Linked DNA regions of Mus musculus: all the other regions are linked to region 1. A link is a loop called in an ENCODE intact Hi-C map of the cell type or tissue named here. Cell type or tissue: left cerebral cortex. All regions are shown on one strand.

Evidence for each region. Hi-C counts contacts between places; a loop is a spot of excess contacts. Peaks named below come from ENCODE experiments on the same cell type or tissue, not always from the same donor. Only the 100,000 strongest peaks of a DNase experiment are listed, where the experiment ranks them.
Region 2: a loop joins it to region 1, with 2.9 times the contacts of the local background. A loop is called at or near these places in 2 of 42 quality-filtered maps.
Region 3: it touches region 1 in a loop (2.4-fold over the local background); 20 of 42 quality-filtered maps call a loop at or near these places.
Region 4: it touches region 1 in a loop (8-fold over the local background); 7 of 42 quality-filtered maps call a loop at or near these places.
Region 5: it touches region 1 in a loop (2.8-fold over the local background); 2 of 42 quality-filtered maps call a loop at or near these places.
Region 6: it touches region 1 in a loop (5-fold over the local background); 2 of 42 quality-filtered maps call a loop at or near these places.

Annotation. Positions count from the first base shown.
Region 1 is chr2:35,505,011-35,510,010 of GRCm38, forward strand. Gm35202 (predicted gene, 35202) reads left to right here. Exons shown (of 2, transcript NR_168303.1): 2 at 863-1,082. Among named protein-coding and RNA genes, the nearest start is that of Gm35260, 2.7 kb to the left of the region's middle. In left cerebral cortex, CTCF peaks have their summits at 1,777 and 2,621 (motif pointing right); DNase peaks (open chromatin) are centred at 1,743, 2,252 and 3,826; H3K27ac peaks cover 3,132 bases.
Region 2 is chr2:35,268,528-35,273,527 of GRCm38, forward strand. It overlaps Gm39795 (a long non-coding RNA gene), which reads right to left. Exons shown (of 3, transcript XR_003954036.1): 1 at 4,427-5,000; 2 at 3,797-3,923. It also overlaps a transcript of Gsn not described here. Among named protein-coding and RNA genes, the nearest start is that of Gm39795, 2.7 kb to the right of the region's middle. In left cerebral cortex, a CTCF peak has its summit at 2,362 (motif pointing left); DNase peaks (open chromatin) are centred at 2,101, 2,327, 3,448 and 4,263; H3K27ac peaks cover 2,961 bases.
Region 3 is chr2:35,295,525-35,300,524 of GRCm38, forward strand. Gsn (gelsolin) reads left to right here. Exons shown (of 17, transcript NM_146120.4): 8 at 601-689; 9 at 842-1,057; 10 at 3,271-3,404. Among named protein-coding and RNA genes, the nearest start is that of Gsn, 16 kb to the left of the region's middle. In left cerebral cortex, a CTCF peak has its summit at 2,600 (motif pointing right); a DNase peak (open chromatin) is centred at 2,606.
Region 4 is chr2:35,395,260-35,400,259 of GRCm38, forward strand. It overlaps 4930402F06Rik (RIKEN cDNA 4930402F06 gene), which reads right to left and starts at 1,915. Exons shown (of 6, transcript NM_001080709.2): 1 at 1,647-1,915. It overlaps Ggta1 (glycoprotein galactosyltransferase alpha 1, 3), which reads right to left. Exons shown (of 8, transcript NM_001145821.2): 8 at 4,920-5,000. In left cerebral cortex, a CTCF peak has its summit at 2,420; DNase peaks (open chromatin) are centred at 2,022, 2,484 and 3,295; H3K4me3 peaks cover 259 bases.
Region 5 is chr2:35,198,705-35,203,704 of GRCm38, forward strand. It overlaps Rab14 (RAB14, member RAS oncogene family), which reads right to left and starts at 2,416. Exons shown (of 8, transcript NM_026697.4): 1 at 2,056-2,416. In left cerebral cortex, a CTCF peak has its summit at 2,512; DNase peaks (open chromatin) are centred at 1,578 and 2,408; H3K4me3 peaks cover 2,992 bases; H3K27ac peaks cover 1,722 bases.
Region 6 is chr2:35,555,536-35,560,535 of GRCm38, forward strand. Gm13446 (predicted gene 13446) reads right to left here and starts at 3,167. Exons shown (of 4, transcript NR_045894.1): 1 at 2,921-3,167; 2 at 2,699-2,833. It also overlaps a transcript of Dab2ip not described here. In left cerebral cortex, no CTCF peak of the experiment used is centred here; DNase peaks (open chromatin) are centred at 1,398, 1,960, 2,532, 2,846 and 3 more places; H3K4me3 peaks cover 2,908 bases; H3K27ac peaks cover 3,239 bases.

The DNA of each region.
Region 1 (5,000 bases):
AAAATGTGCAAGCTATATATGTCTTAGTTAGGGTTTTACTGCTGTGAACAGACACCATGACCAAGACAACTCATAAGGACAGCATTTAATTGGGGCTGGTTTTCGTGTTCAGAGGTCCAATCCATTATCATCAAGGTGGGGGAGCACTGCAGCATATAGGCAGGCATGGTAAAGGAGAAGCTAAAAGTTCTACATTTTCATCTGAAGGCCACTAACAGAAGACTGGCTTCCAGGCAGCTAGGATGAGGGTCTTAAGCCCACACCCACAGTGGCATTCCTACTCCAACAAGGCTACACCTACTCCAACAAGGCCATACCTCCAAATAGTGCCACTCCCTGGGCCAAGCATATACAAACCACCACACCATGGGTCACCATCATGACACAGTGACTTTAACATCGAGTGGCAGGCCTTTGGTCTCCTTCATCAGGATCTTACTTGACAGCTGAAGAACTTGGGGCCCATTGGGGTATGGAGTAGAATGAGGAAGAGTCTGGCCTGAAATCCAAAGCAAGACTGCAGTGTCCAGGCTTAGGCCTCCAGTGTGCAGAACAGTCCGTTCTCTGTGCACAGGGTGAGGCAGAAATCCACGTAAGGTGGTGTCAAAAGGAACTACTCAGAGAAAGATTCCAGGAGTGGGCAGAGTCTGAGCTGAAATTATCTAAGGCAAAGTGTGTTCATCAGAGGAAGGGGAAGTAAGGGGAGCCTCTCTGCAGGCCGCGGTGGATAATGGAGCAGAGTTCAAGTGCAGGGAGGGGAGACACACCAGGCAGGTCCAGAGCAGAGACATGGAAGTCACAGGGGCAGAGACCTTGGCAGAGGCCTCAAAGAAAACAGGTTTTTGTTGTTGTTCTTTTACAGAAAGAAGCCATCAGTTTGGAGAGGGGATGAATTAAGGTCTCATGTAGCCCAGAATGGCCCTATGAAGCTGAGGATGTCTTTAACTCCACCAGGACCTCCTATCATCACCTCTCAAGCACTGGGATTACATGTGTGCAGGGGCCATTGCCTTTATCTCAGCTCCTATGACATCTTTATCAAACAATGAGCTCTACATTCCATAAACAGAAACCAGAAGGCACATCTCTTTTTTTCCTTATTTATCTTTACTTTTTTTTTTTTTTTTTTTTTTTTTTTTTTTTTTTTTTTTTGGTTTTTCAAGACAGGGTTTCTCTGTGTAGCCCTGGCTGTCCCGGAACTCACTCTGTAGACCAGGCTGGCCTGGAACTCAGAAATTCGCTGCCTCTGCCTCCCAAGTGCTGGGATTAAAGGTGTGCGCCACCACGCCAGGCTCTTATCTTTACTTTTGATAGGTTTATGTGTGTGCTATCAGACAGACAACTTCAAATTTCCCATTAAAAGCAAGCAGGCTGGCAGGGCAGAGAGCTGGCAACAGATAAGGAGTATGTCAGCCCCCCACAAGTGCCTATCTCAGGACACACACACACAATGGGAAGAAGCCACAACTGTCCCCCCACCCCACAGCTGCACGCTGAGCTGCTGTTGGGAGAGGCTCTGCCAGAGCTACCCAAGTTTTACAGGTAGAGCTGTGCTGGCTACTGCTGCTATAAGCCATCTTTGAAAGGACCTGTAAAACAAAATCAGCTTTGGGAGATAGAGCGAGCAGCTCACTCTAAAGCTTTAAAGCAAGCATGCTTACTGCCTCTGACAGAATAAAATACTTGTGTTCTACCAGAAGTGAAAGGCGTGCGCCACCACCGCCCAGCATGTCCCATGCTTTTGTTTCCTGAGTCTGGCAGCACACTCTGCAGGCTGGCAATGGGGTTAGAGGAAGTGATATAAACACATCTATTCACAAGTAATCACCTCCTTCCAGTCTTCTGCCAGAGACCAGGCTAGATCCTAATTAAGGAACAAAGTCACTCTTTCTAGCACTAGACCAGTGCCCTCCCCCTCCCCTCCCCTGCCCAACCCTCACCCTCACCCCTATCCCAGCCAGCCACAGCTCTTTGCAGTGTAAAGGGTTGTCAATCCTTGGGAGCTACTTGCTAGCACACAGTTCCTGGGAGATTTAGAAGGTGCTGTTGGTAGTAGGTGCTTCAACTTTCCATCTCAAAAAACCCCTTGCTGTTGCCTTGGTGACTTCAACTACATAGCATTTGGCAGCATCCGAAGAACACTTTCATGCATTATCTCATTCAGTGTCCTGATGACTCTGAAGCGCATATGATTCCTCTCACTTTGGGGATTAGAAACTGCAGTTCCCAGTCTGAGAAGACTGTGCAGACACCCAGCCTGTTAAGCGGCACAGCTGGAAGTCACTTAGCCGCAGAGGAAGTACCCAGGGTCTGCTGCGCGTAAGCAGCACTTAGCGTGGGCTAAGCGCTTTACAAACCTTATCCAGTGAAGAAGCCTTAGAACTCCTTCCGAAGTGTGCATATTGGCCCCAGGGGATCACGTGACACACCCAGACTCCAGTGACTCAGGAATGTAGTGTTCAGAGTGAGACTCTACTGCTGTCTGTGGTAGAGCAGCCTTGGGAAGCAGGTGAACAGGGCAGTGCCAGGATGTCCTTGAAAACACCCCGGGGATAACCACTTTCCTCCCAGGTGATTGCCTTTTCTTTCTTTTATGTGAGTGTGCTATCTTCAGACACACCAGAAGAGGGCATCAGATCCCATTACAGAGGTTATGAGCCACCATGTGGTTGTTGGGATTTGAACTCAGGACCTCTGGAAGAGCAGTCAGTGCTCCTAACCGCTGAGCCATCTCTCCAACCCCTCATGTGGTGATTTTCACATTTCCTTCTTGTACCTAAGCTATCATTAGTACACTCTGGTATGGAAACAGACAAGATGATTCACTGGGTAAAGACATGGGCCTACATGTCTCATGTCCTGGCTCCAATCTCCAGGAATCGTGTGGTAAACAAATGAAAAAGATTCTTGAGAGTTGTCCTCTGGCTTCCACACATGCTGTGGCACGCACATATCACACACACAAAATAAATAAGAAAAAAACTTAAAAGACAGTCTAGAATGGTTAGGCATCGTGGTTCATGCCTATGATCCTAACGTTTTGGGGGGGCAGGTATGCAGAAGCAGGAGGGTCACCCTAAGCTCGAGGTTAATCAGAGCTCTGTGGGAAGACCCTGTCTCAGAACAAACAAGTTGAGAAAAGACACTGCATTGATAGAGCTTGCTCCCCTGAGGCCTGCTGCTTACTTCCCATGTACCACCCCCCCTCCCCCCCGCCCCTCTAGGTGAGTATCTCTGCAACGGCCAGCAGCAGAGAAGTGATGGTTAGCACTTGCCTCTAGCCATGGAAAGATGGAAAGAACATCATGGCAAACTTAGAACTATCCTCAGGAAGCAGAGGAAACTGCGGCTGGCCATGTTTGATGTGCAGTGGATTAGGCTAGCCCACTCATTGTGCAGTGGACCAGGCTAGCCCAGATGCCTGTCCTGTTCTCCTACGAACTCTTCCAGGACCAGTTTCTTTCTGAGGATGTTTCCCAGGCTGCAAGCTCCTTTGGAAAGTCACCAGAGTCCCCCCAAAAGGACCTCTTGGATCATACTGTCTGTGACTACCCAGGGGTGACATCAGTTATAAAGCACAGCCTTCCCAAATGAATGCTTGGGATGCTCTCAAATGTCACAAGAAGAAGGGGGGAATGGCTACGAGCTTACTTATGTTCGCTTCGGGCAGCTGTGTTTTGCAGGCCCTCTGTGGGGTGTTTTCTGCAGTCCTGAGGGAAAAAGGCTTTGACTTATTCCAGCACAAAACAGCTATTTATAGCCACCAAGCGTGGGAAATGCTGGGCGTGGGACACTTGGTCGACAACCCAGTAAGAATCAGGCTTACAGAAACAGGCCACAGAGACCTGGAGAACACTTGGCAAAGCCTGTGGCCACATGGACTCTGGCCACCCACAGGCATGGACTAGGTACCTTGGAACAAGTTGCAGAGCTGTCCTGACCTCAAATCCCAATGTGTAAAAGAACAGAAATTCCTGCCACATGTGGTTTAAGTAAAGAACAAATGAGATAGTGTAAAAAGAGGATGTTCAGTAATGTCGTGGGTGCTCCGTCTCCATGACTTCTGAGCCCACGGCTTCTCCATTCCTGGATTCAGCCACCCCCCCAGAGCAAATATATTACAAACACCAGAATCACACTGCAGCCACATGTGCAACGATAGCCCCTCTGTAGTGAGCATGGACCAATTTTTTTTTTTTAACCAGGATTTCCTAGACAATACATTTAGTCTCTTAACCCTTTCCTTGTGTTAGGAGTCAAAAGTAAGCTTAAATTATGATTTAAGTAAACAGGGGTGAGGGAAATGCTCAACTTCTGTGGCTGTTTGCCATCTCATCTAAGGGACTGACACACCCACTACTGTTGGCATTCCAGGGAATCCTGGAACCATGGATCTGTGACTGTTGCTGTTATCTACAGTCGATAGGTGAGAAGACTGAGCGGGGGTGGGAGAGGAAGTAGGGAGAGTGACCTTCTCTGACCCCATCTGTTACACAGGTTGATTCTTAGAACCGTGACAGCATTCGCTCCACACACACCCCACCCCCACTCCCCATAGATAAGTACGTTAGCCAGGAAGCAGAAGAACATCTGAGACCCTCAAGCTAGAGTTATAGGCACTTAGGGAACTGAACCCAGGGCCTCCGTATGAGCAGCAAGTGCTCTTAATTGCTGAGACATCTCTCCAGCCTCATCTTTTTACTTAAAAAAAAAAATGTCTTATCTATTCATGTGTGTGTGTGTGTGTGTATGCATGCACACGTGCACGCCCCCCACCCCCAGGTCAGAAGTCAACAGCATCTTCTTCAATTCCAGCATCTTCTTCAATTGCTCTCTGAAGGGCTGGCTCGATAGCAGGCCTGAGCATAGCAAACATGGTGTCTACAGGCTTTTACTTTTCTCTCTCCCTAAAACTGTTAGATTACATTCCTAAAGCTACCCTGGATGAGACAGGCTGACTCCATGACCGGCTTCAAATTGGCAGTTCAGGAGATTAGGCC
Region 2 (5,000 bases), 240 kb before region 1:
GGTGCCCGGGGGTGGGGGTGGGGGGTGGGGCAGGTGGACAGTGCAGAAAAGCTTGAGTACAGGACAGCAGGGTGGCTAGGCAGGGAGAGCATCCCTCAGAGGGAATGGGGAAAGTTCAGACAAGGGGATAAGGCCATGCTGCCCTTGACTGTGGGTTTTACTCCAGGCTACTGGGGGCTTTCAGGAGCTTCCCAGTGGGAGACCAGGAGAATTTTATTAGTGGAACCATCATGTATGCACACATGCACATACACACACACACAGATGTACACACACATACAGACACACACGGGCGCACACACACACCCAATGTGGTGTTGTTGCTTTAGGGTTTTCCTCATTGAAGTGCCCCAGTGCTTCCTCATGTGAGGCCTTATGTTGAGAAGTCCTGGGAAATGAGCGCTTTCCCAAGATCCTCTTGGTTCTTTGCCCCACCCTCCCTTTCCTAGGCAGCCCTTGCTGACTTCTGTACTGGAAAGAGAGGTGAGCTGTACCATCCTGCAAGAGCAGTGATACTTTAATCCATGAGGAGACAGTGGTGGCTGATACCCAGGGTGCATTTGCTGACTTCCAAGACGCCCAGGGAGCCAGTCAGCTTTTCATGCCCCTGAGATTAGCACTGGGCTGAGATGAGCATTATGTGCAAGGGGCTGGTCACCTGGAGGAGCCCAATGTGCCTGAGGACAAGTGAGTCATGGGTGGAGACTGAGTTGGGAGCGGCCGGAGGTGACAGGGATGTCTAGAGAGACCTTGAAAGTTAGTTTCAATTTTCTGGGTCACCGCATAGATGGCTGTCAAGGAGAGGAATAATTTGATTGATGGGATTGTAGAGCAGCCAATTGGTGGAAGGCAAAGGGGAGGGTGGGTCAGAGCAGGCAATGCTGAGAGCTGGTAGGAGAGAATGTGTGTTACCAGTGAAGCCCTGTCGCTTCCCTTCACTACACACGCGCACACACACACACACACACACACACACACATTGGCACACAGAGACATACACATATACACATTTATACAGATACATACATACATACATACATACATACATACATAAACATACACTCAGACACAGACACACACACAAAGTGGGGGAGCGAGATGGGGAGGGGAATAGCGAATAGCCAGGCTGGTCTTCTCTGTTCTTTGTTCTTGTTGGGTTCTGTCCCCACTGTCCAGCTAGGCTGACTTGAGTTAGATCTCTGCAGCTCTGGATTCAGGAGTGAGAGAGTCTGAGTCTGAGTCTGAGTCACTATCTCTCTAACCCGAAGGTGCCCCAGTCCCTCTCAGTTTGGCTTTCTGCACCCATGAACTAGGGCTGGATGGTGGCTGGGAAGAAGCCGAGAAGCCTGGTTTAAGTACATGGGACGGCTGGGGAGCCTTGGTTTTACCGTTGGTGAAGGCCCTGCCCAGGTCACAAGTTGCCCACTGGGGACTCCTCTGTGGCCACAAGTCTGTAATCTGAACCAGAAACAAGATGTTCCCAGCAGAGCTCACAGAGGCCACCAGGAAGATTTGGGGGTGGGGAAAGGAGGGTTGGAAATGCCTTTAGCACTGGTGTCTGGCCCAAGGCCAAGCATGGAGGAACTGGTCAGGACTTGTTCAACTCTTCATCCTGGGCTCTCAGCACTCAGGATGGCTAGGTTCTTAAAAATCCTAAACAACACAACAACAGAGGCTATGGATATAGCTCAGATAATAAGAATGCTTGCCTAGGGTAGGCTGGGCCCTGGGATTGGTTCCCAGGACTGAGATGATGATGATGATGATGAGGAGGAGGAGGTTGAGGACGATGATAAAACACAGTTTCCAAATTGATGGGGCAGGGCACAAAGAAGTAGGTGTGAAAAGCAGAGGGTGCCACAGGCAGACTAAGAGCATCCTGGCTGGAAGGGCCCAAAGGCTCACAACTGACCTCCCTAGTTCACAGTTTTGGAAACTGAGTCCCAGGCAGAAGCAATGGAAATAAGAAGCAGAAAAAAAGGAGCCTAGGCCCAGGTCCAGGATTCCCTCTAGGTAGGTGTGGCTCTTTGCTCCAACCCGCTGCCTCCAAGGAGCGTGAATAATGTTCGGTTAACTGTGGGGGAGAGGAGGCGGAGGCTGTTTGTACTCTGCTGCCTGTGGAGTCGGGGCTGGCGCAGCTATTTCAGCCCAAGCCACAGGGTCCTATTTATAGGCCTGTGTGATTAGCCTGGCCTATGTCAAAGGCCTTTTCCCTTCTGCCCTGCCCGGCCATGGCTGAGGACAGAAGCCCTAACAGGAATGGCAAGTAGCAGGGACTTGAGGGTGCTTTCTGCAGCATGCTCAGGCGGGGCAGGCAGGTTAGCCAGTTTAGCCAGCAAACTGTTCTCTGCCTGTTCTGATGCCCTCTTCTGGCCTCCAAGAGCAATGCATGCATGTGGCACAGCGATATTGGCCGGCAGAACTCATGCAAGTAAATAAAATCTTAAAAATAAATAAATAAACAAATAAATGCGATGTATTTTTATTTTATGTGTTTCACCTGCATCTCTTCATCGCTGTATGTGTGTCTGGTGCTGAGGAGACCCCAAGAGGACGTTGCATCCCCTGCAAATGGAGTTACATACAGATGATGGGTGTGAGTTGCCATTTAGTGCTGGGAACTGAACTCAGGTTCTCTGCAAGAGCAGCCAGTAGGTGCTTTGTAAGGGGGGGTGGGGAGGAAGAGGGAGAGACAGAGACAGAGACAGAGACAGAGAGGGGGAGAGAGACACACACAGAGTAACAGGCTTCAAAAAATCAAGTAGCCCTGAATTTAAACTCTGATTTGAGGTTCCCAATTGTGTGGTTGGTCTTCAGCTGAAGCTCTGTGAGCCCGTTTCCTTATCTACGAAGCTGGATGATGGCACCGTAAGTTTTAAATGGTGCTTATGAGGCTCATATCATGGAGCTGAGGAGATGGCTCAGAAGGTAAAGTGCTGGCCCCACACACCTGTTGGCTCCCTGGCATCTCTATAACCAGAGTCCAGGGGAGGGGAGAGGAGAGGGGAGGGGAGGGGAGGGGAGGGGAGGGGAGGAGAGAGAGGGAAGGCGAGGCAAGGCGAGGTGGGAAGGGAAAGCAGAGAGAAGATCACCTAGGGCTTCCTGCTTAGACTGTTAGAGCCAATATGTGAGCTCCCAGTTCAAGGAGTAAACATGCCCCCCCCCCCAAATTAAGATCTCTAGCCTCTACATGCACACACACACACACACACACACACACACAGAGTTCTTGTCATGATGCCCGCTGCATGCTGAGTATCTGTGTGCAGTAGAAGTCTTATTTGCAGGTGAGGAACTGAGGCTCCTTGTGTAGGGCTCTGCTCAAGTCAGGTCTGGGCAGTCCTGGCTTCCCACGCTGCCCCAATTCTCTCTCCTCCTCCTAGCCCTTGGGGCCTATCCTGTTCCTAAGAACAGGGGAGTTTTGTGTAAGGGATTGTTTTTCTTAAGAAGTTCCTTCTGTAGTGCCACATGATGACTCAGAACTCTGAGTCACAGCTGATGGCAGGAGCAGCCCGCCCTAGGAAGGAGGCAGAGGGAAAGGAGAGAAGAAAACAGGAAAGGGACCAGCTAGTCCCAGCTGTCCTGCTGTTTGGTTAAGGAGACCCATCAGGTCCCCTTCTCCTGCTTAGCCTCAGTTTTCCCAACTATGATTTTTACCAAGTGGTTCCCATTGGGGGTTGATTCTTAGAATTGGGTTCCTGGGCCCACCCAGATCTACACAGTCCAAGGCTGGGGCTAGGTTTGGGAGTTTGCACAATTTCCAAACCCGGTCCCCCCAAGGATTGTGCTGGCCCACCTTGTCTGCAGACATGTTCATAGCCACTCTCTACTGGCAGCCGCTCCAGGCGGGTCTCAAGTTGCTGACAATGGAAAGTTGATTTCTCCAGCCGAACACTAGGGCTTTTGTTTCCAAAACAACATCCCTAAAATATATTTTACATAACTGATTAGAGAAAAATGTATATATATATATTTTTCCATTTCCATAAACGTTTTTTTTTTTAAGCAAATTGTAGACCTGGTTGTCCTGGAACTCACAGAGATTCTCCTGCCTCTGCCTCCTGAGCGCTGGGGTTAAAGGCATAAGTCATCACAAGTGGAAAGAACATTTTCATCACCTCCCCTCCCCTCCCCAACACCTCCCTTGTGTTTACAGTCTCTCCTCCAGTGCTCCCTACAATCTCTCCTCCAGTGCTCTGCCCACAGTTAATTAGCATCTGTGTCTAGCTTCCTGCCCCCTCTCCTTTCTGGCCCTGTGCAAATTGTCATCCTTCTCTGAACCTAGGATTTCTTCTCAGTAAGAGGGATAACCACACCCTCTTGCAGGCTGTTAGGGTTGCCCCAGCACGCACAGTGCCTCATTCACAGCAGACATAGGATTCTAGTGCACGGCACACAGACTCAGGCTATACTTCAGAGTGCTTACCAAGTATGCAGGTGCTGGGATGCAAACCGTTGCGTTATCTACTTTAATCTACACCATTCTGCCAGAGAAATGTTACTGTCATTCCATTTTAGATCTGAAGAAGGTGAGGCACTGACAGAAGTTGCTTTGGCAAGGTCACGTGGTGAAAGAGGCTGGTGGGTGTGGTTTTAACTGTGACACTGCATTGTCCCTGCCCCTTAGGCTACATATGCCCCCGGGGCGAGGAACACCATTTATGAGTCCAAAACAAGGAATGGCATGTCTTGCTCAGGGCTGAGCCACAGTTCAGTGGGCATAGCAGTGTGTGCAGGTCAGTAGTCATGACTGAAGGCAAGTGTGAATTCACATACAAAGTAGACCTTACCATGAAGCCTAAGGGACACAAGGCCTGGCTTGCGATGTAGTCACATGGTATGTATGTGACACTGGTGTGGCGTATAAGATGGACAGGCATGGTCCCAAGAGCTTGGTACTTGAGCTCTGGCTCTTGTGTGTCCCTAGGCCCCAGCAGGCTCTGTCATGGTAGGATCTGGGGCTCAGCAAGCAGGCAGTACAAAGGCCTGCCTGTTCCTCC
Region 3 (5,000 bases), 210 kb before region 1:
TGCTTCCTCTGACACTGATGCTGGGAAGACGGGAGGGAGGGAAGTGAGTAGGGACAGCAAGAACTTGAGAGGCTCCTTGAGTCTGGGCTGTCTGTCTGAGGGATGTGGGCATGGACTGGCCAGGGCCTCACCTGACTCTTAAAGGCTCTCAAGGGCTGGAACAGAGGCCAGGCAGTGGATAGGCAGGATCACCTTGCCTTGGAAAGAGGCTTCTGTGTAAAGTGTGCAGCCTGGGTGTCTGTACCAATGTGGCTGGCTAATTTCCTATGATTTCTCTGAGATCCCGTTTCCTTATATATGAGAGGGCACAAATCAGCCATGACTTTCGTGATTTAAGGCTGTTGTGTGGATTAAATGGAATAATCTGAGTGTCATTCTAGCGCCGAATCTGTATTCAGTAAATTGACCACAGTGGTTATCATGGTTGCTGTTATTGGCCAGGAGATGGGGAGTGTCTCTTGGAGCTAGGAACCCTCAGGGATTAGGGGTGATGCTCTCTGGCTATTGTCTAAATGTAAGGAGAACAGGGAGGTGGACTGGCTACCCCTTTCCAGGGACCTCTGGCTACTAGCCTTACATTGTTATTCTGATTTCTGGCAGGCAAGCAGGCCAACATGGAGGAGCGGAAGGCTGCCCTCAAAACAGCCTCTGACTTCATCTCCAAGATGCAGTACCCCAGGCAGACCCAGGTGAGGTTCTCATGTCAGGGAGAAGCATGTTCAGTGGGGGTGAGGGATGGAGAGGGTCCCCCATCCTCCTCAGGGACCAACCAGCCCCTGAGGCTCCCTAAGACCCCTGCTAGGCAGCCTGGCCACATCCTAAGCCTCTCTTCCCTTCCCAGGTTTCAGTTCTCCCAGAGGGCGGTGAGACCCCTCTCTTTAAGCAGTTCTTCAAGAACTGGCGGGACCCAGACCAGACAGACGGCCCCGGCCTGGGCTACCTCTCCAGCCACATTGCCAACGTGGAGCGCGTACCTTTCGATGCTGCTACGCTGCACACCTCCACCGCCATGGCCGCTCAGCACGGCATGGATGATGATGGAACTGGCCAGAAACAGGTAATTGCAACCACAGTTCTACAGCAAAGAATTCCACAGCCCAGGCTCAGTCACTGGCCCCGTTACACCAGCTAAAGGATAGAGAAGGGCAGATTGAGGCTTTATCAATGTAGTCAAACTGGGGAGAACAAAAAAAAGGGGCCCCAAGCCCTCCCCCAAGTCCATCTTCACAGCACTGACTTGAGCTTTGGGTTTAGATATAGGGAGAGTTGGGGCTAGAGGTGTGTATGAATAAGCAGTCTTGGGCCAAGCATGGCGTGGTTAATCATCTGATATCTAGTCTGCATATCGAGGCCAGTTTGACTCCAGGGTGCGCCCCGCTCTCTTGGATATTCCCCATCACTGGAGGCGACGAGCTCCTCAAGAGTGAGCACAGGTTCAGGGCAATGACTTATCTGAGTGCCTTCAGCCTTGAAGGAGCAAAGGCAGATGAGATAGGTCTGCGAGACTCCTCTTGAAGTAACGTGTCTATAAGCAGAGCTGAGCAAGTGATGCAGACCTAAACAAGATGGAGAATTCCGTGTTCTCCTGGCTTCAGTTACCCTGTGAGCCAGTGCTTTCTAACAAAAAGCAGTTTCTAAGTACTTGTTACAGTGTCACTGTGCCTGGGCTGGCTTTGGCTAGATGCCTCCCTTCCCTGTCTCTCTACCTGCTATAGCTCACACCCAACCTCTACCGCCCCGAGGGTGTTTCTCCCAAGTTTACACCACAGCCTGTGGTACATGAGATTCTTCACTTCCACTTTTTTTGTTTGTTTGATTTTTAACAATCAACATTCCCTGAGTACCTACTGTGTGCCAGGCTCCCAGACTCCATCTTCCTCCCCAGGAGTGCCTGGGTGGGAAGGGAGGTGACCACAGCCACAGTAGAGTCTTGAAATCCGTTGTTCCCGGAGCTGAAGGGAACCTCTGGGATTTTGTGGGAACACAGGGAAGGCAGTGGGAATGGGGTGGCTGGGATTGGCTAGCACAGTAGGAGCGGGAGTTTGCTGTGAGGGAGTAGGGACACATTCCAGGCAGGACCTGTTTTTTGAGGAGCATGGTGCCAGAGGGACCATGAGTGCAGCACATGGGGTACGGCAGTAATAAAATAGCTTGGGTTTTCTTTTGGTTTTAGTAGATGTATGACAGATTTGGTTCTGTGCTTTAAAGGCCCGCCATAAAAAATAGGTAAGAGGTAGAAACATGAGCTAGAACATCTGGGAATGGGGAGGGGTCGTTCTGATCGGTTAGGGGAGAGATAAAGCACCCGGGAGTGGGGAGACAGGGTGCAGGTGGAGAGGTGGAGGTGTGCTCATAGATGCTTGGGGCCCAGAGTCCATTCCAGGTCAGCGTCCACTGTTCCCCTAAGAGGCATAGCGACAGTCACCATTACTGTCACGGGTGCTGTTCTCTCCGTACTACTGGCCAGTGTGCAGAGGAGGCAGCGAAAGCGTTTGGTAGACAGAGAGTTGAGCCTGGCCATTTACTCAACCTCTCTGAGCCTCAAATGCTCCTCACCTCCAAGACTCCATGCTGCGGGCTCAGTGCCTCCACTTGACCACTAGGTGTCACTGGAGGGCCTCCCGATGACTGGTTGCTAGCGCTGTTTGTACAGATCTGCCTGCAGAGGGAGGTCATTATGAGCCCACCCAACTATGGCCCCGATGAATAAAGTGACCTATAAAATCCATAGGGAGAGTGGAAATACTGGTGATATAATGCCGATCCTGTTAATGGCAGTTGGGCCTAATAGAGCTAGCTTGTGGTAGGGGCATCATGGCATCTTCATGACTAGAATGGAAGGCTTGACACCATTTATGGCTGTTGTCACCATCACTTTTCAGGTGAGAAAGCTGAGGCTCTGAGAGGGGCCATCGGAAGTCATATGACCTCTCAGGGGGCATGGCTTAGGTTTGACTCAGGCTTGGCTCAATCTTCTAATCTAGAGCTGTCTTGAGGGGCTTTTCAGGGGGGAGAAACAGATCATCTGGTCAGACGTGGTGGGAAGAGGTAGAGCGGGAACTCTGCGATCATATCCTGCTGTGCCTCTCAAGGGCTCTGAGCGCCGGGCAAATTATTTAACTTTATTTAACTTTGCTTGGGCCTGGATGGCACCGCGTTCCCATGAAAAACTTGTCCTGTTCTCCACACTGTCCACTATACTGGGGTCCCAGCTTGCCCAGGGTGACAGAGGGCACACTGCAGTGTCTGACCTCAGCTCTGCCTCTGCAGATCTGGAGAATTGAAGGTTCCAACAAGGTGCCAGTGGACCCTGCCACATACGGGCAGTTCTATGGAGGCGACAGCTACATCATTCTGTACAACTACCGCCACGGTGGCCGCCAGGGACAGATCATCTACAACTGGTGAGGAGCCTGGGCTAACTGCTGAGTCTTAGGGGGGAGTTTGTGGAGCCATAACTGTGCCTGAATATGCTGACAAAGGGAGTCTGGAGTATAGAGGCCTGAGCTTGGACAGCCATACCTTGCTGGGGCCCGTTCTCAAGCAGAGTCACAACCCTGAACTTCTTGTCATGCCCAACTTAGGGACAGAGACACACCAACCCAGCAGCTCTTGCCAGGCAGTGCCAAGTGCTAATACTAATTTATCTTTCCAGAGGCTTCTGTTGTAATAATTACAGATTATTCTATACTACAGAAATATGTGATATATACATATATATCAATTATAATTATTTAAATTATAATAATTATTTAAATTATAATTATTAATTATATCAATCATTTAAATAATTGTTTTACAGAAGAACATAGAATCACATTGCTCCAGATCCAAAGCAAAGCCCAAAGGTGTCATTCTGAACTTTCCGTTACACCTGTGACTCATCTGCCAAGCCCCACCCTTTCCTCTTGACCAGTTTGGCAATTTTTATTTATCCTTTTTGCATGATTACTGGAAGGATGTATAATGTAAGCGCACACTAAGCACATTTCCCTGTAGCTGGCCTTTTGGCTATTACCTTCCTGGAAATTTACAGCTTCCTGGAGTGGGTGTGTGTCTAACAGCCATGCCATCCCTTTGGGTTGCTGTACTGTGGTTTACTGACAAGCTCCCACACCCATGCATGCTTGGGTGCTAGTCCGCTGTCTCATCAGTGTCAGTGACTTTAAGCAACAGGTGGGTGTGTAGAGAAGTCTCTATGATGAGTTCCCAGGAGTGGATTGCCAGTCAATGGACCTGTCAGTCATTTTGATAGATAGCTCCAGTTTCCCTGGCTAGTGCCTGGGCCTTTCATATCCCTGTACTCCTGCCAGCTACATGCAGGAGTCCCTGTTTCCCTGGATCCACCTAAGCAGATTGTGTTGTTAAAACTCATGGATAGTTTATAAAGTGTTGTTTTTTTTTTTTTACTTTAAGTTTGCATTGGGGGTCAGGGTGTGGCTCAGTGGCAGAACACTTGTGTGCATGCTGGCGGCTCTGGGTCCCTCCCCTAGTACTGAAAGATAAACAATAACATACTGGTGACCCTGTTACTAGACACTCTCAGACTTTTGTCTGAATAATAGTTGTCATATTTCTTCTCCATTGAAGTTTCATTTTGAAATAATTTTAGACCTACTGAAGAGTTGAAAAAAAAAAAACCCACAAAAGAAACCAAAGCAAGAAACCCTGGTCAGTTCTCACATAAGTTCTGCCCCGCCTGCTTCCTTTCACAGCCCAGGCAGCCGTGGGCCGGCTGATGCAGTGCTGTGCATCTGTCTGTGTCTACTCTGTGTCACCAGGTCCGCATTCCTCAGTCTTTCCTGGCCCAGGCCCTAACCCAAGATCCCATGGGACATCTCTAGGGCTTAGGACCCCAAGGGGTCTCCTAAGCCTTCTGGGACTGTGACACCGATTACCGCTCCTTTATGACCGTAGCCCCTGAAGAGTGGTACCCAGGAATCAAGTGCACACACTGTCTGGCAATCCCATATTTTTAAAAGCTTCTGCTTTTTGTTTGC
Region 4 (5,000 bases), 110 kb before region 1:
TTGATATTTACAATTATTGTATCAATTTTGAAGAAGAGGACCTTATAAGTTACTCTTTTTTCTGAGATGAATACTTTTCAAAATCATCACAGCCAATGAATCAGTATTTTACCCTCACCTCATGTCTGTGCCACCCTCCAAGCAGAACCATGGCTCACTGAAACAGTTGATGAATGGCTTCGTGGATAGACCATCTTAATACACACACCATTTCTTAAATGAATGTGACCTGTTCCCTGTGGGCTGAGAATGATGACAATCACTCAAATCAAATAGCTTTGAACATAGCAGGAAATCTGTATCCAAATAATCGTGCCTACAATTCATTCCTTGGCGCAGCAGAACTGTCAACTCTTAGCTTAGCTACTATGGAGGTAAAATCCTTTGATGATGTGAGGGACATTGAAGTACAGCCTTATTACAATGAACTCCAATGTTTAAAACTTGTTCTTATTTAGGGTTTGTACCACAGTAAGCCAAGATTTTAAAGCTCTACTAAAAATAAAACAAACAAACAAACAAACAAACAAAAATCTACTTATCTACTTTATGTTCATTTAATAACATGTCCATCATTCTTATGATTGGTATAGAAATATATATTGTGTTGAATATCATAAAAAATTAGTTGAATTAAAAAAAAAAAGAAGTCTAGCTGGGATTGGAGAGATGGCTCGGCAGTTAAGAAACACTAGCTGTTCTTCCAGAGGTCCTGAATTCAATTCCAGCAGCAACAAGATGTCTCACAAACATTTGTAATAAGATCTGATGTTCTCTCTGTCATGTACACACACATGCAAATGCATCACTTATATACATAAATGAATAAATCTTTTTAAAAAATGTTTATCATGTGTATATATCTGGTTTCATAGATAAAGTGGAATGGGCCAGCAAGATGGCTCAGTGAGTGAGGGTGCTTGCTGCTAAGTCTGAGGACCTGAGTTCAGTCACTGAGACCTACATAGTAAAACAACAGAACTGATTCCCTCAAGTTGTCCTATGACCTCTAAAGGGGACCTCCACACAAATAAGATATAACAAATTTAATAAAGCAGAAAATGGAGCAGAAATCAAATTTAACCCAAAATTTCCAAATTCAATTTAGAAGAAAATGATTAATAGAGAAATTTAAGAACTTTAACAAATGCCAAACCAAAACCAAAACAAAACAAAACAGAAACAGAAACAACAACAACAACAACAACAAAAAACCCAAAACCCAAACCAAAAAAGACAACATCAAAATAAAAGCCATGCACAAAAAGCAAATTGTTCTAATGGCAGTCATTTCCAAGGTCCCAAGACTAACAGTCCCACAGGAAAGTTTTAAAACCCCCGATGTCAAGCCTACACCAAGACAACTGAACAGCAGCAATCTTTGGATGGGATCCAGATGTGAATATTCTCAATCCAGGAAATTCCAAGATGCAGCCAATTGTAAATTGTGAATAAATGTTGTGTCCCTTGCCACTAAGAAAGACAAAAACTCCGTTGGGCTGCCTGTGGATTCTGGAGACGGTGTTCCACCACAGGGAGTGTCCGACTGTCTCCTGTCCACCTGATAAATATACAAAGCAGTAAGCTGCCCAAGAAACCCTGGAGGAGGTCGTCAAGTGGTCGCCGCTACTGGGATGCTTTCTTACCCAATGGATGCTGATGACCAGTGTCACCTATAAAGTTGAGTAGCCCAGAGAGGGGTGGGACAGGTTGTTGAAGGCTATAGCTCCCCTTGATAGAGCAGTTGAAGCAAGGGCCACTGAATTCCAGATCACTTCTTGGTGTGTGTTGTGTTGCTACCACCAAAATACCGAAGCTGGGTGCTTTACAAAAAGAAAAAAAAATGTTCCTCCAGCTCCAGATGTCCCAGAATCCATTCAGTTTCTGTTGAAAACCATGTGGCAGTCAGCCAGAGGCACTGTGTGGAGCGGAGCATGGGTTTGAGTGGTGGAGGGGAGCTGCCAGGCTTGCTAACAACCATGTCACAGAAGCCCATCTCCAGAGCGACAGCTCACTCATAGAAAAGCATTAATCCCTAGTCAATGCCTAACACAGCACTATCCACTGGAACCAAACCTCAGTGTGAACTCCACGGGGAGAACCACATCTCAACCATACCACACCTACAAACAGTAGCACCCTTGGCGCACATAAGCAATGTGTCTCTCCTCTAAGTCAGCGTTAAGATTCCCTCCTACTTCCCTTATGCCTTCTTTATTAACTGTGGTATATGTAGGGTTGATTTCTACCTGTTTATTTGATAAACTGCACAGTACACCTACAGCACCACTAAGCTATAGAGCTAGTTCCATTTATATGAAGGATCAATAGCATTTATACAAATGACGCTGCCTTTAATAGCACCAAAAAGAATGTTTTCATCACTCCAGAAACTGGTTCTCTTTGGAACTCCTGCCCCCTGGTGTCCACGAGAGGGAACTGCTTTGTCTTAGCTCTGGTTTCTAGGGAGGAAGTGGAGCTTTAGAGTTTCCCACACAGGCAAACAGATAAATCTGTTAGTGAACTCTGAAAGAGTGTAATTCCAGCCGCTCCAAGATTGCCACGAATGACATTTCTTGAGATGGGGTGAAGTTTGCCACCCTGTGCAAGTGTGAATCACTTAGCAGTGCCCTTGTATCCACCCACTACATGCCAGTAGCACCCACACTCACGATCCAGTTAGGACAAGCAAAAAAAAAAAAAAAAAAAAAAATGCAAATGCAGCCACTGTCATTGCCAAGTGGCTGCGAGGGCTGGAAGGGAGATGTGAGCTGAGAGCCGCTGATGTGCTGCTGTGGGGAGACAAGGAGGCCAGGACTTACTGCCCTGCGAGCAGCACGGAACCCTGTTGGCCATGGCACTGGCATAGAGCCTCAACCTGAACCCAAGCTGAAACCCCGAGGTCGCAGCTTGTGAACCACAGGGAAAAGGTTCTGTCTGCTGGACCACAGATGGAAATGCTAGTAGCAGGGATGTGAGAGAGCTGGTCCCATCTCCAGTCGAGAAGCAGAGAGATGCTGATGCTCTGCCTGCCTTCTCCTTTGTATTCAGTCTGGGACCCCACATTGACTGGTGCCATCCAGTTAGAATGAGCCTTGTTACCTCTGTCCACCCAACCTAGCAACTCCCTTGTAGACAAGCCCGATGTCTGTTACACTGGGAGGGAGTGGGGAGCATGCCTAGGCTGGAAAGATGGCTCAGCTGATAATGTGTCTGCCACGTGAACACTAATCTGATCCCAGAGAACGCCCATAAACTGTCTAGGTGTGAGGGCATGCCACTGGAACTCCAGGGCTGCTGTTGTGAAGACTGCAGACCATGACCTGCAGCTTGGAGTCCAGCCAGTCTATCCAATCAGCAAACTCCACTCAAGTTCAGTGCCTGTTAGCCTAGCCAATCGGCAAGCTCCATTCAGGTTCAGTGCTAGCCAGTCTATCCAATCAGCAAACTCCACTCAAGTTCAGTGCCAACCACTCTAGACAGTCAGTGAGCTCCGTTCAGGGGTAGTGAGACCCTGGCTCAAAAGATAGGGTAGAGAACAATTGAGTTAGACATCTGATGTCAACTCCTGGACTCCACAATGCACAAAGACAAACGTGCAAAACACACATCTGCATGTGCATTCATGTACACACACACACACACACACACACACACACACACACACGTCCTCTGAGGCATGATGGAATAGATGTTGCTGCATTCCCCCACTCTTTCAGTAGATCCCTGTGAGACAGAGCCTGTGAGATGAATGACAGAGAGGAGTCGGTTGGTGCAAAGGCACACAGCATCTTGAGGAACTCACAATCCTAGAGCAGTCCAATAGAATGACTGCCTTACAAAAGGAAGCCTCACTCCACTTGCTGGTTTCATAAGCTTGTAAAGCCCAGAAGCAGCAAAGACCTTAGGTAAGGCTGGAGCCAGGCAAGATTGTCCCCAGGATTTGTTCCCCTCAGTGACCTTGCCCTCCCTCTGTCCCTACTGTTTTATCGTGAAGTTGCCCACCCTCAGCTAGCCGTTCCCAAAACTACAAGAACCTAAGTTTTAGTAAAGCACCTGAAATTCACGTTTGGGGGACTGTGTAGTTTGAATATGCTTTGCACAAGGGAAGTGCCTCTATTAGGGGTGTGGTCTTAATGGAGGAAGTGTGTCACTGTGGAAGAGGTGTTTCATACTAAAGTATTTTGTGATCCAGACCCTACTCCGGTCTGCCTGCAGAAGGGAGTCTGTCCTGGCTGCCTTCAGACCAAGATGTAGAACTCTCAGCTCCTTCTCTGGCATCATGTCTGCCTGCATGCAACTCAATGATGATAATGGACCGAACCTATGAAACTGTAAGCCAGCCCCAGTTAAATGTTTTCTTTTATAAGATGTGCCTTGGCCATGGTGTCTCTTCACAGCAATCAAATCCTAAGACAGAAGTACCTAGGCCCAGGTCATCCCTCAGACAGTCATTCCCTCTTACGAGATGGACAGTACCAATGACTCCAGACAAGATAATCCTCTGCAAATACAGCACTCATTTTCATAGAAATCAGATTGTCCAGAAACCAGACTGCTGGCGAGAAGAGAGCCACATGTCCTAGGTGAACACAGGGCAGCTGGACAGTGCTCTCATAGACTGTCTTTTCATGAAGGCTCTGCCAGGCGATCTCACACATGTACACATGTGTACACACACACACACACACACACACACAGAGAGAGAGAGAGAGAGAGAGAGAGAGAGAGAGAGAGAGAGAGAGAGAGAGATTGAGAGAGAGCACACTTTATAATTTGAGAATAAAGCCTGTTCTTTGTAATCTTGTCTTTGTGAAGCTCATTCAAGGTATCGTAAAATCCTTTATGATTATGGACAATCACAACTGACACTTCTGAACATCTTCAGGATACAACGCATAATCCATACCAGACCAGAATATACTGAGAAAATAATTTATTCAATTATAAACAAGAATTCTTATTTTGAAGAATGTCTAAAAATTACCTTTAATAAAATC
Region 5 (5,000 bases), 310 kb before region 1:
ACACATGTAGATATTAGAGAGAATAACTAGCATGAATCCTTTCTCTCCTCCTTCTGGGTGGGTTCCAGAATCTAAGTCTGGTTGTCAGCGTGGCAGCAAAAGACTTTACCTACTGAGCCATCTTGCCAGGCCCACATTGCTAACGTTTTTAATGTCATAAACACCTCGAGAGCTATAGTTTGAACATTTTTATCTTACAAGTCTTGCTAAGAGTATGCAAATAAGACCTATAAAACCTGGCTGCAAGAAATTTTCAAGCTCTGTTGCAAAGCTTAAGTTTACAAATATACAATTTAACATGAAAAATATAAAGCAAATTTTTTTAAAAAGCCTTAATTCCAAGGAATTTTCAATAGCAATTATAATCTAAGGTTTTTACACCTTTACAATAACTCCACTTACTGAGCCCCTAATATAAACTAGCTACTTTATAAACAATTTCTAACCCTAAAAATTCATTTTACAAGTTAGGAAACCGGGTCAGAAGTGATTTACTGATGGTTATATACTACTAAATGGGCAGGTAAGATTAAGCCAGAGTCTACTTCGACAGTACTTGTCCAACAGATATTAAACACCCATTATATGGCTAGCAAAACTACAGGCAACTTGCATGTCAAACCTGAGCTTTCTTTAATTCTAGTTAATCCTTAAAATGACCCTGAAATGTGGGCACAATTTATAAGGACACTGAGTCTGGGAGGTTAGCTAACTTGGTTAGGATCAATTCAGTAACTAACATGTAGGTATGGTTTGGGCGATTTTACTTGACCATGCACGAAAGCGTGTAGGCTAAGGTTTTGTGCCTTGGGTTCTGCCATTTCCTAGTTACACTGAATTCCCGAGATAATCGCCTGCTGCAGGGAAGGGAAAAGAGGAAGCTGCATTATTAATGGGTCAAATTTGTACTCAACAATCACATTTACATAAAAGGTAATTGAAACAACATGTCATGACCAGTAAACTTTCCAAGAATTTCCATACTTGGCTGTGCAGCCACCAAGAACATAGCTTTCTTCACAAATACGGAGGACATGCTACCACCACCTCTCCTCCAAGGAGCATTTGCCAGAGTAGCAGCTGACATGATAGATTTTGGGTCTTATCAGTTCTCACCCAGTGTGAATGGAGAGAAAATGGAATTCAGTTGTCTCCTCTCTGAACCGATCCAGTATTGTGTATCTCAGCCCTCGTGGAATGTACTGTAGTACAAAACATACCAGCCAGGATAGGGAGAAGCCATCATTTGTGTTCCATCATTACTCAGCTACAGGACAACTTCTGGCTTCGGTCCGTCCCTCGCCCCTTATTAAAAAAATGCGGAAAACTCTCAAAAGGCACTCGAAGCAAGCAAGCTATGTGTGAAGACACCTAAACCCGTGTCTGGCACACACTGGAGTTTTAGCGTTCCCGTTCCATCGTCTTTTCTCAAATTCTCGAGATGCCCAAACTTTTTCCCTTCGTTCTTTCTAGATGCTGTCTAGGTTCCAACCAGTGCAGGCTGGCCAGGGACTTTACAGGGATTCGGAGAACCTCGCGCACAGTCCCACACGCCCAATCCTCAGCCGGGACGACAGAGCGGTGGCTTACAAGGACACGGGAGCCAGCCCGAGACGCCGAAGCGCTGCCTTTTGTTGAGGCCCTGTAGGGTGGGACTGCCACGGCTGGGGGCTCGTGGGTGGCAGGCCGGCGCGCCACGCGTGGGGCAACACTGCGGGGGTGTTCTACAGCCGCGGGCAAAGGCGGCGAGACTCGGGCCTGCGGAGGCCGCGGCTGTGCCCCGCAGGTCGGACGGATGAGGTGGGAACACACCCTCCCTGCACGCCTCGGAGCCCGGCTGCGGGCAGGGAGCGCGAGCCGCCCGGGACGGCGCGGGCGACAGCTCGCCCCGCGGAGTCCTGTCAGGCCGGCGCCCTCCGCCGACCCCCGGGCTGGCCGCGGCCTGCGGGGCCCAGCCCGGGACGCCGCCCGCCTACCTCTCGGCTCGCCTCCGCCCCTTGGAAGGGCCGGGCTGGGAGGCTGGCTCCGGCGGCCCCTGCGGAAGGCCTTGGTTACCTGGGGGGTTGCTGGTGGCTGGGCAGCTTTCCGGACGGGAGGGGGACGTCAGGACGAGGAAGCGGAGGGCGGACGCGGCGGGAGGGAGGCCGGAATCCGTCAGCCGAGGCCCTGGCAGGTAGGCGGGCTGGCCGGAGGTTGCAGACACTCGGGTGGCAGTCGCGGTGGCGGCGGCGGCTGCTCCTGCGGCTCCCTCAGGATCTTCCTCGGGCTGGCCCAAGATGGCGGCGCTCCCTGCACAGGGTTTCCTGTCACCCTCGCAATGGGCCGGACCACAAAAGAAGGGGGGAGGATGCGCGCGCAGCCAGCGGAGCCCGGAAGAGGGTGGTGGAGACTAACCTGACGGCCACGCCCCTTCGTCAGTTCGCCCCTCCGGAGTAGACCCGCCTCGGCCTCGGCCCGCCCCCACTGGTCCTCACGCCTGAAGGAGGCGGGGAAAGGAGCCTGCGCAAGCGTAGTCGTGTGCCACGCCTCCCGGCGGAGTTACTGCGCAGGTTCGCACGCTGTTTTCTAAGGGTTGACAGTGTCTGTCCAGAATTGTCGCCGTTAGAGACCTAACTATTTTTAATACGCGTAACTGCTTATCACTGGGCCGCCTCTGTATACCGGCTTCTGGAACACACACGTATTTACTGCATTTATTCAACATTTACAGACCAATTGGAGACTAGTAGGAACAAGGCTGGCCAACACCCAGAGACGCTTCTCGTGCCATCAGAGGCAAAAGGGTGGTTCACATTGACCAACCCATTTGTATAATCATGTAGCTAGGAGGTGGCCCTTTCTTGTGTTTCATCTTTGTCTAGCTTAACCTTGCTTTGCGGACACCAGCAACAGGAAGAGGGAAACTTGACATTTTTACTCCCACCTTCCCAAGACACTTCCCACTCCCACCTTCCCAAGACACCTTGGTGAAAGCAACAGTTTCACTTTCTTGGTCTTTCGTCTTTTTGCCTTGTAGAACCTGGATGTGGATTTACTTATCTTACATTTACGTTTATCTTACATTTCCTTTTTTTATCTTATTATTTATTTGACATTTACGTTATTTATCTTACATTTACGTTTAATTTATATTTTACAATTACATTGCCACAAGGATGGATATGTTAATAACGCAAAGCAAAGCAATTTTTTTTTTCAGCATAGAAGTTGACCTTTTTTCTCCTGATTTTTTTTGAGGAGTGGAGTGGGGTTCAATACAGGATTTCAGTATGTACTTCTGGTTCCCCTGGAACTCACTATGTGAATCAGGGTGGCCTCTAACTTGCAGAGATTTGCCAGTCTCTGTATTCCCGTGTTATGGTTAAAGACATGCACCATCACACCCAGGTTTCCCCCCATGATTTTAAAGGATTTGGTACATATCTTGTGTGTCTCTGAAGGGACTATGGACTGTAACCATTATCCCTACCATGCCTAGTGGATAAAATGGCCCTTTCCAGAACCCCCAAAGAAAAGTCGCAATTCTAAGCGTTTAAAACCTTTCGTTGTAAACTGGTTCTGCCTTAGGAAAGTGAGATGTCATTAGAAAAATACATAGCAGTTTGAAAATCTCTTGTTTTGATAAATACATGATACAGACAACAGTTTTATACATGTCATTTACTTTCTCAGGTCCTCAGACTTTTCTCCAAAGTAAGGATGTGATATCTAATTCCTATCTTTCTTGTTAAAATTAAATAGACAATGCATACAAAATTCCTGGCATATAATACCTTGAATGGGGACTATTATTATTTGATAAGCATAAGGTACTCTCTTCCAGTCCTGGAGGTCAGTGGTTTAATTCATTGTGGTGGTTTAAATAAGAATGGGCCCCATATGACATATATAAGATAGAAATTGGTGCCATGGACTGGGGTGTTGTGTGACAGTCATGACCATTCCATTTGTTGGAGGAATATGGAAACAACTGGGACTTTGGACTAGAAAAAGCATTGGAGATTTTAAGTGGGGCTTAATATGCCATCCTGGTAGGAACATGGAAGACAGTGCCGAGGGCAATTTGAATAGGAACCTACTCAAGATATTTCAGAGGGGAATAATGAGTGGCCTAGAGGCCATCCTTGTGATATTTTGACAAAGAATATGGCCACTTTGTCCTAAAAATTCCTGGAGGATAAATTGAAGAATTAATGAATTAATGGCCTTGGAAGAGGAGATTTCAAGATAGCCTAGTGTTGACTGTGTCACTAGTGGTCACTTTTATTTAGATCTACAATGAAAAGAAGCAAGTTGGGCAGAGAGAAATACAGAATGCACAGTTATAGCACTAGAAAGTATAATGGAGCTAAGAGTCTTGGGCTCTGGAAAAAGTTTAAAAGAAAAGCCTGATGCTAAATGGAATAAAGGCAGTGGTGGCCTCAGGGGAGGACCCCACTCAACTAAGCTGCCAGTTTGTCAAAAGGGATTAAGGAAATTTTTAAGCAATTAAAGAAACCATAGAAAGCAGAAAGGTGGTGAAAATGTATTTGAACAAGGGGCCATGTTCCAGCCCCAGCAAAGAGAAGATCATGGCAGCTTCAGGCACATGGTTCTGACTTTAGAGTCAAGGATACCAGATATGGACTGTGGAATCTCTCTCCATGGCTAAGGAAAGCCACTGAAGCCAGGAATGAGTCAGCGTTGTCCTCTACATGGAGATCTAGAAAGACCACTGCATGGATCTGTGAAGGTGAAGCCTGGATTGCCTTGGAGACCCCAAGATGTTTGCGATGCCAGAGTTGTAGGAGAGCTGACAAGGAAAGCTGCCGACTAAATGTGGAACCATCCCAAGAAAGAAGTCTGTTTCAGCCAACAAAGCTAAAGGGGGTTGGAGATGTGGAGAGCGCTTTGATATCACACATCTGATGCAGAATTTAGAGTTTGCCCTGCTGATTTTCAGTCTTGCTTTGGTCCAGTATGTCTTCACTATGCTTCCTTTTCTCTTCTGGGAATGGTAT
Region 6 (5,000 bases), 51 kb after region 1:
CCTTCAGCTTCCTTGGCTAGAGAACGGGCCTCTGCTCTCCCCATTGGCTGCACCAAGCTGTGGAGAGGGTCAGAGCTGGAGAGAGGGAGAAGCCATACCTTCCACTGACTGTGAGAGATGGGCCGGGCCCTAGGCTGTCTTCTCCTTCTAGCCTAGTGTTAGCCCTGAAGGATGGTCCAGTTACTCCAGTCATCCAGCAGCTAAGGGCATAGTCTAGTTATTAGCTAAGGGGACTACCCTTTTTAAAAACAAACAAACAAACAAACAAACAAGCAAACATATTTTTGTTGATTATTTAGGAATTCCACATAATGCACTCTGATCATTTTTTTAAAAAAATAAGAACTCTAATAGCCTAACTTGGCCTTGAACTCATTCTGTAGCTGTGGGACCTTGAACTTCCAATTCTCCTGCCTCTGTCTCCCAATTGTAGGCATTACCACCACATCTGGTTAACGTGCTGCTGGGGATTGAATGTAGAGTTTTATGTACACACACACATACACACACACACACACACACACACACACACACATACACACACACACACACACACACACTCGTGTTCTACAAGCATGGAGAGGTCAAAGTACAAATTTCAGTTGTTTCTTTCTGCTGTGATTTCCGCAAATCAAACTCAGGCTGTCGGGCTTAGGTAGCAAGTGCTTTTACCAAAACACTAAGCTAGCATCTTGTTGCCAGCCTGCCCCAGTCCAGTTTAGATTCCCACTAATGTGGTTAAGGCTGGCCTTGAACTCACTACCCTCCTACCTCAGTCTCCCCAGTGTTTGCTGATCTGTAGTGAGTCCTAGAGCCCCCAGGATGCCCCAGGACCGGAGAGAACTCACCTTCTTGCTGGGGAAACATGGTCCCATTCCCTATACTTAACTCCCCCCAGCCCCTGCAGTATCCCTTCCCCAGGCACCCTTAATGAGGAGATCCAGGGAGCCTGCTGCCCACAGTAGGCTTGGGTAGGGCCTGGCCTCCCTGTAATTAAGGCAGCAGGAGGCTGGGAGCCGGGATCCTGTCATTCAAAGTGTGGAGGAGGGGAGAAGGAGCAGGAGGAACCTCCCTGTGGCCAGGCTGACCACGTCAGCAGCCACTGGCTCTCTGGGAGCCGCTAGGTAGCAGCTGGGATAGACTGTATGGATGCCGCTAGCTCAGCATCACCCTGGTCCAAGCCAGTGCAAGCCCATACCATGGACTTAGGGCAGAAAAAACTTGATCTGAGTCCTGTAGACGTATGTCCCCCATCCCTCTCCTCTTGATCTCTCTACCCAACTCCACAGCCATTCCTCCAAAAAAGCAGGCCAATGACGGCTCGGATCTCAGCGTTCAGCTAGGCAGAGGGCCAAAGGTATCTCTTCTTCAGCAGGCAGCACTGTGTGTTGGGGAGGTTGGGAAAGGGCTGCTCAAAGGGACACCCAGGCACCCCTTGGAAAGGAGGTCAGCCTCTGTCTGAACAGATGCTTCCTGTGGCCCCTGGAGCAAGCCTGCACTCCAGTTGTCCCTCTGGTCCTCTGAGCTCTATCTCTGTGCTCGTCTCACTGGAACCTTCTCTAGTCACGTGACAGTCTGTCTGCTCCCCACCAGATACTCCCCTGTCAGCACAGGTCTCTGCTCCTGCCTCTGCATCAGCTTGGACACGGTTCACTCTGCTTGCATTTCCCCTCCTGGACTCCTTGCTAGGAGCCCATGGTACTGGCCTGCACTGGTTTGGGCCAGGGTGATGCCAAGCTAATGAAAGCCTCTTTGTCTTTCCACTGCCTGGTGCCAAGGCTGTGACCTCTCTGGAACCCAGACCTGCCCAGGTGGTCACTCACAAGCTGTGGCCTGGACACATCTCTAAGCTGCATTGTATTTGTCTATGAAATGGGTTTCTAGCAGAAGCCACCCTTGGGAGACTTTCCTGGGAAACGGGTGGGTAAACACTCCAAACGGTACCACAGTGGGTGGGCTTAACAACTTGTCCCCGTGTGACCACAGCTGCTCTTGTGGAAGCTATAGACATGCTCTGTCCATCCCTGCCCCATCCTTCACACAATGGCCAGAGAGGTCTTCTTAAGGCAACTGGAATCATGTCACCAACCAGATGTCCAACTCCAGCCTCTCTGAACTCCCTCTCCATCTCTTGCTCAGCTCTATCTATTCGTTCTAACCACTAGAACAAATCTGACGACTACCCAATGTCTCATATGCATGCCTTTCATCCTTCTCTACCCGGCTAACTGCTACGTGCCTTTTCCCCCAGGGAGCACCCATGACCATCTCGCTCATTCCAGTGAGCCCCTATTCTCTGTGCTCCAGGGGTACGATCCTGCATGCTCCATTGCAGTAACTAGCACAGCCGGGTGCCGATGCCCCTGCAGTGGGCCAGACATTTCACCTTGCTCTCTGCTGCAGACCCAGCACAGCACGGTGTCTGGCAAGGACTGGATTCTCAAAAAAAAATATTTAGTGACTGGATGGATGGATGAGTCAATTTCTGCATCCCACACTGCAGGAAATGTCTGAGAACAGATTTGAGTGGGAGGTTCCTGCAAGGCCTGGGAGAAGCCCCTGGGCTTTGGGGTGCTAGGCGGTGAACAGCAGACACCCTTATTCCCTCCCACGAGGAGGTCAGCCTCCCCATCCATTCGCACGGGTTTCTGAGGTCCCAGAACCAGCTTCCAGATGTTAAGCTCCGTGTCAGCCTTACCTTCTAGCTTTTCCATCTGCACAGCCGGACCAGATCCCTGCAGCCAGCAACGCGGGCAGCCAGGCCAGCCGTCCCCAGCGTCTTCCTATTTTAGACATCTCGCCGCCTCTGTCCCTTCTAATGTTTCCAGGCAGGCTGCGGGGGGAGGAAAAAAAGGTTACTGCTACTTTAAATGTACTGTATGAAGGCGAGGGCTGGAAAGGGGCCTGCTTGCAGGAATACCCAGTCATCTAGTTGGAGAAGCCGCCAGATGGAATACAAAAGGAGAAGCGCAGGCGCTCATGGAGACGGCCTCGGTTCATAAATCAGGTGGGGCCACGGCCCAGGGGCCCACACGCCATGGAGCCCGACTCCCTCCTGGACCCAGGCGACTCCTACGGTAGGTGAGCCGCGCCAGCTAAGTGGCTAAGTGGCAGAGTTTGGGATTTTAGCCCACTGCTCCAGCAGACTTTGCTTAGCTTTGGGAATCAGAGTTGAAATGGGTCGGGGGAGGCAGGCATCTGGGTGCCACCTGGTCTCTGGGCTTAGGGCAGACATGGGTGCCCTGGGCCTTGGGTCATGGGGCTGAAGGGTCCCCTTAGACGTGGCACTGGCATGGTCCGGTAACCGGATAGAGTTTCTTGGCTTCTTGTACTTTGCTCTTGGCCAAGCAGGAAAGGAAGTAAGTTTATAGCCCCCTGCTCCTTGGTCTCTCAGTCCCCTAGGTCTGCCTGCTGCTGTGGCAAATTCAATTAGTGAGGTCTGCAGAGAAGCAGAAATGAGCAGGCAACTGAATGTACCTTGTAATTAAAGGCCAGGGCTGAGCTGAGAGCTCCCGCTTTCCTCTCTGGTACACAAGGCCCCCAGGCTGCTGCCATTGGGGAGCTATCCTTCTCAGCTCCCCTGGGGTCCTGGGAGCCCTAAGCAAAATGCTGGAGAAAAGTTGCTGTGGTCAGAGCCCAGGCAGAGTGGGATTGTGGTCTGGAAACCACAGAATGGTTCTTCTAGGGGGGCTTCAGGAGGCTTGGGACCCCAGGGACACAGGTATTCAAGCTTACTGGCTACTTGGCTGGCCAGGCTGCAGCTCATTTGGCTAGGATGCTGGCATATGGTGGCTGTCTCCCAGCAACAGAGAGAAGCAGGAGGGCAGGAGTAAAGATGAGAGGAGGAGGTTGAGAGTGCAGGATGAAGGGTTTACTGGGGAGACAGGGCCCTTAGGTAAGGTAAGGTACTGTAAGCCAAGGAGGTTTTCCATGGCAAACGACTTAGGCAAGTCTTCTCAGGGTTGTGGCCCTTTGGAGACCACACACTCCACTAAAATGAGATAGCTCTTCTCTCTCCAGACTCCCTTGTTCCAGCCAGGCCTGGCTGCCTGGCCCAGAGTCAAGGCCAAATTCCCTTCCTCCTACAGCAGCCCAGCTCTGTCTAGAGAGAGAAGAATTTTGCCATGCTTCAAGCTGCAGCCCCCAGTGGGGCTGAGCCAGGCCCTACTGTGAACCTGATGTCTTCAGACAGTAAGGCGACAGGGCACTGTATCCTGTGTGATCAGTGGGACACTTTATCCATGTAACAATCCGTCCTTGGAGAGGAGGGGAGGAGGGAGGAGGGAGGAATACAGCTCCTGTTCTGGAAGAAATTTTGGTCTGGAACGGGAGGCCACCCATGAATCCCCAGACCTGCTTTGGAGGGATATGTTCCTGGAGGGGAGCCTGAGGACACAGAGTCTGGGCTGTAAGATAGATAGGCTTGGCATTTCCAGAATTGTCCATCTCAAGCGTGGCATGGCCTGGGCATGACCCATAAAGGTTCCTTCATGTTGTTCCAGGAAGGCACAGATCCGATCCAACCTGGAAAATTGTGGATGTGCGGAGTGGTTGCAGGGATCAACATGTCTGGGCAGAGCCCTGGAGTTCCCTGGAGCCCCTTCCCATCCAGAGGTATCTCAGGAGCCCCTCTCTCAGTCCCCTGTGTTTGCCAACAGCAACCTCTGGGCAGGACGAGGCTGGAAACTGAGCCAGTTTTTATCTCAGTGGTGTGCAACCTGACCCCTGTCTTAGCCTGTTGATCTCCTGGATTCTGCTATGGCGGGGAAGTGTGTGTCTTGAATCAAGGAAAGAGGCATTGGGACAGAGGAGACTCCAGGCAAGGCCAGGAAGGGCAGAGGAAGAGCCCTTGTATTCTTATTCTCTCTGGGATTGTTCTCAGTAGAGATGAGCAGGGACTGGCTTCCCACCAAGCCAGCCTCAGAAATCTATAGCTGAAACTCGTTCCGGGTCAGGACGAGAAAGGAAGCCCCCTCTCCAGCTCTTACCATGCATCTGTT